Regions from separate parts of the Homo sapiens genome. Here region 2 is linked to region 1. A link is an interaction called in ENCODE POLR2A ChIA-PET data of the cell type or tissue named here. Cell type or tissue: OCI-LY7. All regions are shown on one strand.

The links. Peaks named below come from ENCODE experiments on the same cell type or tissue, not always from the same donor. Only the 100,000 strongest peaks of a DNase experiment are listed, where the experiment ranks them.
Region 2: POLR2A ChIA-PET joins it to region 1 with 7 read pairs; 2 of 35 experiments call an interaction of 5 or more read pairs at or near these places.

What each region holds. Positions count from the first base shown.
Region 1 is chr6:108,176,710-108,181,709 of GRCh38, forward strand. NR2E1 (nuclear receptor subfamily 2 group E member 1) reads left to right here. Exons shown (of 9, transcript NM_003269.5): 4 at 1-29; 5 at 1,386-1,532; 6 at 3,614-3,710; 7 at 4,098-4,247; 8 at 4,837-4,942. Among named protein-coding and RNA genes, the nearest start is that of NR2E1, 13 kb to the left of the region's middle. RefSeq lists an enhancer at 1-413. In OCI-LY7, no CTCF peak of the experiment used is centred here; a DNase peak (open chromatin) is centred at 2,772.
Region 2 is chr6:108,438,835-108,443,834 of GRCh38, forward strand. The region is part of intron 7 of AFG1L (AFG1 like ATPase); the gene reads left to right. Among named protein-coding and RNA genes, the nearest start is that of FOXO3, 120 kb to the right of the region's middle. In OCI-LY7, no CTCF peak of the experiment used is centred here; no DNase peak of the experiment used is centred here.

The sequences.
Region 1 (5,000 bases):
TCGTGAGCCTGGCTCAGCCCACGCCCAAGGTCAGCGGCCTTGCTGGGCCCAAAGAGACTCGTGCCAGCGAATGGAGAGGGACGCACCCAGTTCTTCTGAGCTGTGTGATTGGGGTCAGGCAAACTGGGGAGAGAACTCCAGGGTGCTTGGCGGGTCTCTGCATGGAGCTCCAGCCCTTCTGCTCTCCCTTGTTCAGCCAGGGGTGCTCAAACTTGAGTGTACAGTAGAGTCAACCTCCGAGTGGCTACAAGTGTGCACTCCGGATCTTATCCCCCCAGAAATTTCATTTCAGCAAGTTTGGGGTGGAGGCCAGGAACCTGCACCTTTAGGAAACACCCACTGGTAATGGGTGGTGGGTGGAGACCTCGTCTAAACCCAGAGGGCAGCCTCAGGTGTTCCTAAAGACCAGAAGAACCAACGTTCATTTTTAGAGGAGAGGAATTGGCTACAGCTGGAGGAAGGGCTCCAGAATTCCAAATCTTGGCATGTATGATCTTGGGCAAAGCCATGAGTTTCTAACGCAAGTGCGAAATGTGGAGATCACACTGTTAGAACAGTTTGAGGAATCTGAGTTCATTTCCCATGCTCCCCTCACCTACTTCTGAGGCAGGTGGATTTACAGCAGGGTTGATTCCATAGGAGCAGGGCCACAGCCTGAACCACCTGGAAAGGCTGCCACCTAAGGCCTACCCTCCAGGCCTACAGCTGATACCTACTAACACCCCCACTCCAGGCTGATGAGGGCCTAGGATCTCCCTCAGAGGAGGGCCAGCTGCAGCCCCACACTGCAGGGAAGCCAGACACCTGGGCACATGCACACGCACAATATTTAATATGGCTTTCTTACCCTTGATGTGTATAATAAGCTCTGGAAAGTAGTGTTATGAATATGTTGTCAGTTATGAATGGGAATGCTCTGTGAATGATTAAGATGTCTAATTGAAATATTTCCATAATATACTAATCCTTTCTAAAAATACTCATATGCATATTTGTGTTTGGGATGCCTATTAATTTATACTTTTTCACATCTATTTTTATTTACACAAATGCAAGCAGCTCTTGTCTAAATTGGGAGCCAGGCTTGGCACTTGGCTCAGCCCAAGGAAAATTTGCTGCAGGGGATAGAAAAGCCAGAGGGCCTTCTGGAAGGGAGAGGCTCCCAAAGAGTGGAAATGGACCTCCCCCAACCAGTATTACTTTTCAAACTCTATAGACAGCGATGTTTGATTTTTTTACCCACCAATGTCAACTGCATGTTTAAACAAAACATCCAAATTCTTTTTTATCCCCTTCCTTGCTTTAATTAGAAATTAAAAGTTTGGTTCTTCTTGCAAAGCTGTGGTTTCCTCACTTCCAGGTGTCTTTCTTTCTTCCCTACCCAGTACCCCCATGAAGTGAATGGGACCCCAATGTATCTCTATGAAGTGGCCACGGAGTCGGTGTGTGAATCAGCTGCCAGACTTCTCTTCATGAGCATCAAGTGGGCTAAGAGTGTGCCAGCCTTCTCCACGCTGTCTTTGCAAGACCAGGTATGACCACACTGAGGCCTTGGGAGAAAGAGAGCTGGGAAAGAAGCAGTAGCACTCAGCCTTATAAAACTTCCTCTATCCCTGGGTAAACCACCCAAGGCAGGCATCCATTCTTAATAGCAGTGAGGAAACTACTTGTTTTTACTTGCTTCTTCCTGTGGGTTCAAAATATCTACCTATATGATCCTTAGTAAGAAACGTAATTACATTATTTCAGAAAGGATGGGTCCAGTCTGTGAAAACACACATACAAGAACATTACCTCTTTTTGTTTGATTGGAACAGCAAATATAATCTCAAATTTTAAAATTGTAATGATTTTCTAAAACTGTTGATGAAACAATGTTTTACTAAGAACATTGGAACTGAGAGAAGTAGAAGGTGGTAAGAGTATGCCCTCATGAGATTTTTCAGAACTGATGTTATTATTTTATATTCCCAGCTTTATATTCTCCATTGCGATGCTCCCAGTTTTGGTCATTAATTGATAAGCATGTAAAACCAAAGGGCACAGTGCACACCTCCTGTAGGCTAGGTTCTTCCTTGATTCTTCATGTACTTTTAGACATTTTGTAAACAAATAGGCATTTTGCTTAATTCCGTGGTTGTAAATGACATTCAGGGGAAGAAAAAGTGTGTGCAGTGAAACATTGTATTGTACTGAGACCCAGAAATTTTGTTGATAGGAATATTAGAAATGCTAACATTTTTCTAACCTTAAAGGAAAGAAAGAAAATAAAGTGTTCCCAACCATTGGCTGTTACCAGTGCATTCACAGGAATTAATGACAAATTTTCCAAAGGCTAATAAGTAGTTCTAAAAGCAAAGGATTTATTTCTTCAATTCATTTCATACCTAATTAAAGCATAATAGTGCCCCTTTATATGAAGTATGTTTCCTACGGAAAGATCGGGCAATGTGCTAAAAGCATTTCATTTTCTAGCATGAGATGTTCTTGTTTTCATGGCCTGCCCTTTCAAATATGGCCAGAATTAAATATTGTTTACCTTGCATTTTATAATTATTTCCTGTACTTGATGGAATAAAACTAAAAATAAAACATTAAAAAAATTAAACCCTTTGGTCTAATTGTGATTTTGGTTACAAGCCTTCATGATTCAGCTCTTAGCTCCCAAAAGAAATCCTTTTACATAAATCATTTAGAGTTGACTGGCTTTTGAGTTTTGAGATTTTTAAAGGTAGTTAGGTCCTATCTTTGACCAGGTTTACTGGTTAGCTCTAACCACTTCCTGTGTGTGTGTGTGTGTGTGTGTGTGTGTGTGTGTGTGTGTAGACTGGCTATTTTTTTTCAAAATAAGTATTTGTATACTCTCACCCAAACAAAATTTACTTACTGTCTGCCACTTAGCCCTTTGGTAGAAATCCTTCGACAACAAGCAACCTGCAGTGAAGTGGAATCTGGTATATTAATTTGGAAAAAGAGACAGATTTTCATTTTAAATATTCAGTAGCACATTTTATTAGAATAAAAATGACAAGCACCTTGATGCTGTCCATTTATGGGTCTCAGAAAAATCAAGCAGTGAGACGAGGAAAACTCAGCAAAACCCGATTAACATAATTACACCCTGATTTCCCCCAGTGCCTCTTGGGAATTAGTGATCTCTGTCTCTCTCCCAGCCCAGCCCCCTCAACCCTCCAGGAAGATGGGGACCCAGCTCTGCAAGCGTCTGAGGAATCCTCAACCCTGCTAATAGCAGCATTCTCTGTGAGGGGAATCCACCTGCTGAGCTGCTGGCATTTCATAAAGCCTCGCTCTCTAGAGGAGCTTCTAGGTGGTCAGGAATGGGTGGATACAAGGACAAGAGGGGCAAATCCTTTTCTGAGAGAAGGAAACTTTGGAGAATTGGAATGGCTGACTCTCAAATCCATATGCATATCTATAGGCACCTTTTCAAAAGGAAAATATGGGAAAATAAGGGAAAGCTAGAATATTCAGAAAAAATTACCAAGACAGGCATTTAAAACACTTTTTAAAATAATGGAAATTTACATAGTGAAATTGTTTATAAATTTATAAATTACACACTATATTATATTATACATCTATTGTATGACAGCTGATGCTTTTGGAAGATGCTTGGAGAGAACTGTTTGTTCTAGGAATAGCACAATGGGCCATTCCGGTTGATGCTAACACTCTACTGGCTGTATCTGGTAAGAATTGCACAATTTAATGACTTTGTTGTAGAAATTACCATAAAAATACATTACTGAAAAAAGAACAACATGTAAAGAATAACAAATTCCTGCTGAACAATAGAGTATACCTGTCATTTATAAATCTATATTTAAATGCAAATAATGTTGTTTTGTTGTATTCATGACTGCTTGCATTGTTATTTAAATGCAAATTACTGTGTTTGTTATCATCCAAGAGAAGATTTTATATTAACTTTCATACAATATAGCCGGTTTACATGGAATCAGATATCTTAGAGTGACAATTGAATAGATATTGATATGCAGGATTTTGTCAAAAATCAATATTAAATCATGAAAATGCCTTCATATTAGAGTATTTATCCCATATTTTTATTCTAGGCATGAACGGTGACAACACAGATTCCCAGAAGCTGAACAAGATCATATCTGAAATACAGGCTTTACAAGAGGTGGTGGCTCGATTTAGACAACTCCGGTTAGATGCTACTGAATTTGCCTGTCTAAAATGCATCGTCACTTTCAAAGCCGGTAAGCAGACACAGACCCCTGTTTCTTCTCCTTCCCCAGTTTTGCCACCTCACTAATTCAGCCACCTCGAAGTCTGAACTGACCTTTGCAAAAAGAGGTGATGGTTTTCAAGGGAGCTGATACTCTTAATCTGGCCCCATTTTTTATTGCTATGGGAACCTGCATGTTCTGCTGGGCATCAACTTCCAGAGAGGTGCATTCCCAGACCCAATTTCTTTTTTTCTTTCTTTTTTTTTATTTTTTAAATTTTTGTGGAGATGGTGTCTTGCTCTTGTCACCCAGGCTGGAGTCCAATGGCACCATCTCAGCTCACTGCAACCTCTGCCTCCTGGGTTTAAGCAATTCTCCTGCCTCAGCCTCCCAAGTAGCTGGGATTACAGACACATGCCACCATGCCTGGCTAATTTTTGTATTTTTAGTAGAAACAGGGTTTCACCATGTTGGCCAGGTTGGTCTCGAACTGCTGACCTCAAGTGATCCGCCTGCCTCGGCCTCCCAAAGTGCTGGGATTACAGGCGTGAGCACTGCGCTCGGCTCCCAGATGCAATTTCTATGCTGTCTATCACAGTTTCCTGGTCTTCATTTCTAGTTCCTACACATAGTGGTTCTGAACTGAGAAGTTTCCGGAATGCTGCCGCCATTGCAGCCCTTCAAGATGAGGCTCAGCTAACGCTCAACAGCTACATCCATACCAGGTGACCCTTGTTTGCCTTGAACATGTACTTAAGAAAATTGCCTCCATTGTGAATGCCT
Region 2 (5,000 bases), 260 kb after region 1:
AAGTAGGGTAGCTAGGGAAAGAGGAGTGGGGAGATATGGAAAAAAATGTTTTTGATTTACTTTGGTATATGAGATGATCAAGAAAGCAAAGGAGGCTGATATAGCTTGAGGTAGACTCAGGCCGTGTGGTCTGCTCTAAAGTGAGGTAAGCCCAAGGAAGAACTCAGCCCTGAAGAGCCCTGAAGTGAGAGAACTTCACGATAATGTTAAAAATTTAGAGCTTAAAGGGATCGTAATCAATTCCTTTATTTTGTAGAGGAGAAAACTGACATCTGGAGAGGTTACGTAACAGGCTAAAACCACACAGCGTGACAATTGGCAGAGGACTTCTCAATTTATCAACTTGAAAAATTACGTCTATGATCGAGAGAAGAAAATGATAACTTGAACAAATATCTGATTACTACCAGACTGTCAGAGCAAACGCTATATCTTATTCATCATTATATCTCTAGTAGCCAGGGAAGTGCCCAACCTGTAGTATTCAATTATGTTTGTTAGGTTGATCCAAAATAAATATTAAATTTGGAGGGGACTTGTTAAACCATAAGTGCACATTTTTGTGATATAAAACAGTGTGGCATATTTTATTAAATATATGAAACATCTTTAGTATCATCCTGATCTTCCATGTAGATGGAAGAATCTCACAGACGTAAAAGAACCCTATCACAAAAGAATACATACTGTATGATTTCACTTATAAAAAGCTCCAGAAACAGGCAAAATTCTATGGTGCTAGACTTAGAATAGTAGTTACCTCTGGGGAGTAGAAGGTGATATTAGGGGGGCTTCAGAGATTCTGGTGATATTCTATTTCATGACTGAGCCGGACACTTATAATTTGTATACTTTCCTGTATTAAGTTATACTTAAATTATAAAAAGCTTAAAATATGGAGCAGCTTATGTATTGAATTTTCTTATATATCATTGTTTAAGCTTAGAAGTAGTAGTACATGATTACTTTAAATATGACTCAAACAGCTGTCTTAGAATGTATAGCTGCCTCAAAATAAAGTAAGACAGTCTCCACTCAGTCTCCCACCCTTAAATTGTATTCTTAGCAAAAAAAGTTAGTACAGTATGCAATTAAGCTTTTCTGTATTTAAGTGTTTATTTTCTTTCATAGAACTTTTAAGATATCAAAAAAATTAAGCATAGAACTATATATAATATGATAGATGTCTACCTCTGTAATCTCCATATGTATAGGAAAAACTTATATAAGCTATAAACAAACTTTTTTCTGAGAAAGGGGTATTCATTTCTACTGTTATGCTTTTAATATTGTTTGAATGTTTTATAATAAGCATGGATCACTTTTTCAGTTCAAAAAAGATACATTTTTATTTTATTTTTTGAGATGGAGTCTCATTCTGTTGCCCAGGCTGGAGCAGTCTCAGTTCATTGCAACCTCCACCTCCCAGGTTCAAGCAATTCTCCTGCCTCAGCCTCCTGAGTAGCTGGGATTACAGGTGTATGCCACCACACCCAGCTACTTTTTGTATTTTTAGTAGAGATGGGGTTTCAACATGTTGGGCAGGCTGGTCTCAAACTCCTGACCTCAGGTGATCTGCCTGTCTCAGCCTCCCAAAGTGCTGGGATTACAGGCGTGAGCCACAGCACCTGGCCTAAAAAGGATACGTTTCTTAAAGAATCAAGTAAAATGATATATCTTAGTTATTTAAAATTTTATTTCCTGGAATAAGAAAAAGTCTCGACTGGGCGTGGTGGCTCACACCTGTAATGCCAGCAATTTGGGAGGCTGAGGCAGGTGTTCAAGACCAGCCTGGCCAACATGGTGAAACCCCGTCTCTACTAAAAAATACAAAAATTAGCCGGGCATGGTGGCGGGCACCTGCAATCCCAGCTACTTGGGAGGCTGAGGCAGGGAGAATTGCTTGAACGCAGGAAGCAGAGGTTGCAGTGAGCTGAGATCATGCCACTGCACTCCAGCCTGCACAACAGAGTGAGACTCCATCTCAAAAAAAGAAAAAAGGAAAAGAAAAGTCTCAACCATTTTTTCTTTTTTGTTGTTTACTCATTAAAAATTTATAAAATAAATTAGTTGACTGTTAATCAAGAAAAACACTAATAATTTTGATTCTTTAAATGCCTATTTAATATAGTCACTTAGATAAGGGATAGAAGTTCGATTTATGTAGTTGGGATTTTTTCCTCATGTTCCAAATTTCTATGATAAGTGAAATTGCTTTTATAATAAAAAATGCTAAGATGGGCAAATCTGTGTTTATTATTTCAATCTTTGCTTAAGAGGTTAGTATGTTATAGTTTTAAAAGATTTTCTCCACAATGTCTTTATTCTTTGTTCCAACTGGGATGGAGTAGAAGCTATATAAAGTTATTTTGTGAGATGGCTGTTTTTCTAATGGTATTATTCAGGATTGCTAAAAATACACACAATAGATTTTGGGGACAATATAAACTGCTTTAATACAGTTCCTTTAGTCATACATTTTTCTTTCCAAACTCAAAGGCCTTTGACACATGAGTATGCTCAGAAGGGTGTGCTAACCTCCCTCCTTTTCCTCTCCAAATTTTCTAATTGCATTTTTTTTAGATTGTGTAATTGTATTTGTCCTTTGTATATATAAATATGCAAACTATTTTAAAATAAATTTTGTTTGCTGGCTGATTAGTGTTGTATATTAGAATTGGATGGTGATAAGAGGTCACAGGCCTTGTAAATATCACTGGAAATTAGGAAATTTCTTAGAGATCATGCTCTTTTGACTAGATTCACTGTCGACTTGCAGCTTAGCTTCCCCCCGCCTCCACCCTTCTGCAAAGAGCTTTGAAGAATCTAGCGTAAGTGAATGAAATCTGAAAATCTGAGGTTTATTTAAAAAAAAAAAATATATATATATATATATAAACTGAGTGTTAGTATTTTTCAGACAATTAAGTGCTAACATCTAAGTGCTTTGGTAATAGTTCTTTTGCTGCTGATTAGGTATTCCTCAGTGGTGATTAGTGAATGTACAAATGCAATCATTTCGTAGGTCTTAATCACTCATATGATCGAGAAGTTAGTTACCCAGAAAGAGAAATTGAAGCTGTATAACTTTCATTAGCCTTATTTTTTAATAGCAAAAAATAAGAAAACTTTTTGACTAAATTAGGAATACTGAGTCATATAAGATAAATTGTAGTTTAAAAGAAATAGAGAACCTGGCAAATATATTTATATGACTGTATTGTGACACTGTATTTGATGTCTGTAGTAAAGATAGCTTATGAAAAATTGACCATTGCTTACCATAGTAGGGCAGGTTTTTCTCAGGGAGATTGAGTAAGACATGTTCCCTGCATAAGGACATTTTTCCTTCTTCTTTTTTTTTTTTACTGGGTGACTGAGCTCTCGCAATTATAGCAGGAACAAGGGAAAGAAAGTATTTTTTCACATTTATGACATCAAGAAAAACACAGAACATCTTGAGGCAAGGGGAGAAATATATATTCATATATCTCTTTTCTTCTCAAGAAGTAATGTAGTATATATATAAAACACAGGACATCTTGAGGCAAGGAGAGAGTAGAATGCATGTTTTTGGGCAATGCTGTATTTTCCTCTGGTGGGATTGGTTATAGGGCCCAGGTCCTAAAGGAGAGGCCTGGGGAGTTGGGTTTGGACAACTTGGAGTGATGAGCTAGGGATATCTGTATAGAGACTCCAACAGGTTGCTCATGCCAGCATTGCAGGGAGCCATGACTTTTGCTAGTTTTTCAGGGCTGTTCTTCAAATGTTAGTTCAAAAGCCTAGGTTTGTAGGCCTCCCTAGAGGACCAGCTTCTTGGGTGTTATTTTATGCTAATCAAATTCAGAATTGCTGATATATAATCAAAATGCTATACCTATACTAGCCACAACCCAGTCTTTGGGTCTTCACTCAGGGTAACCAAGCATCCCAGATTGTCTAGGATTGTCCTAGTGTTAGCACTGAAAGTTCTATATCCAGAAACCCCCCTTAGTCTTGGGGAAACCCCTCATTTCCAGGGGATTGTTGGTCACCTATTTTACTCTCCTGAGCCCCTTAGCACCTGCAGCATGGGAGGAGGGGAAATGCAATCTATGCCCTGGATGCAGATGATAAACAGCCCTCAGCCCTTGCGTAACAGTACAACCCAGGATGCACTTTCAGGGAGGAAGAACATTGCTACTTCTCAAGTGTGCCCAGATATTGCTGTTCTGATTATCTCTTGCTGCATAACAAATTACTGTAAAATGACTGTAAAAGAGGTTTAAAAAACATTACTTTATTCTCTCCTGGTTTCTGTAGGTCAAGGATTTGGTAAAGGCTCAGCTGGCAATTCTGGCTCCCTCAGTAAGAGTGGCTACAGCTAGAACAGCTGGGGACTGTCAACACCTCTGTCTTCATGTCATCTCAGTGCCTCTCCAGGGCCTCCTCTCTCTGTATGGGATAGTTTAAGCTTTCTCACAGCATAGTAGCCTCCAGGCAATTAAATGCTCAACTGGCACTTCAGAGTTCCGGAGCAAGCATTCCAACCAATAAGAAGCTGCCTCAAGTGTCACCTAGGATATTATTGCATAGACCATTTCCATCATAGTCACAACATTCAAGGAGTGGGACATAGACTTCACTTCTTGATAACTGGAATATCAACATCACATTGTAAGAAGAACATGTTGGGATGGAGAGATTATTTTACAATGTACAAGTCTTAAAACCCACCACAATTACGTTGGTTCCGAAGGTTTGAAAAATGCAGTTTTTGACTGGGCGTGGTAGCTCATGCCTGCAATCCCAGCACTTTGGGAGGCTGAGGGGAGCAGATCACTTGAGGCCAGGAGTTCGAGACCAGCTTGGCCAACAGGGAGAAACCCTGTCTCCACTAAAAATACAAAAATTACCGGGGCATGGTGACACATGCCTGTAGTCCCACCTACTTGGGAGGCTGAGGCATGAAAATTGTTTGAACCTAAGAGGAGAAGGTTGCAGTGAGCCAAGATCATGCC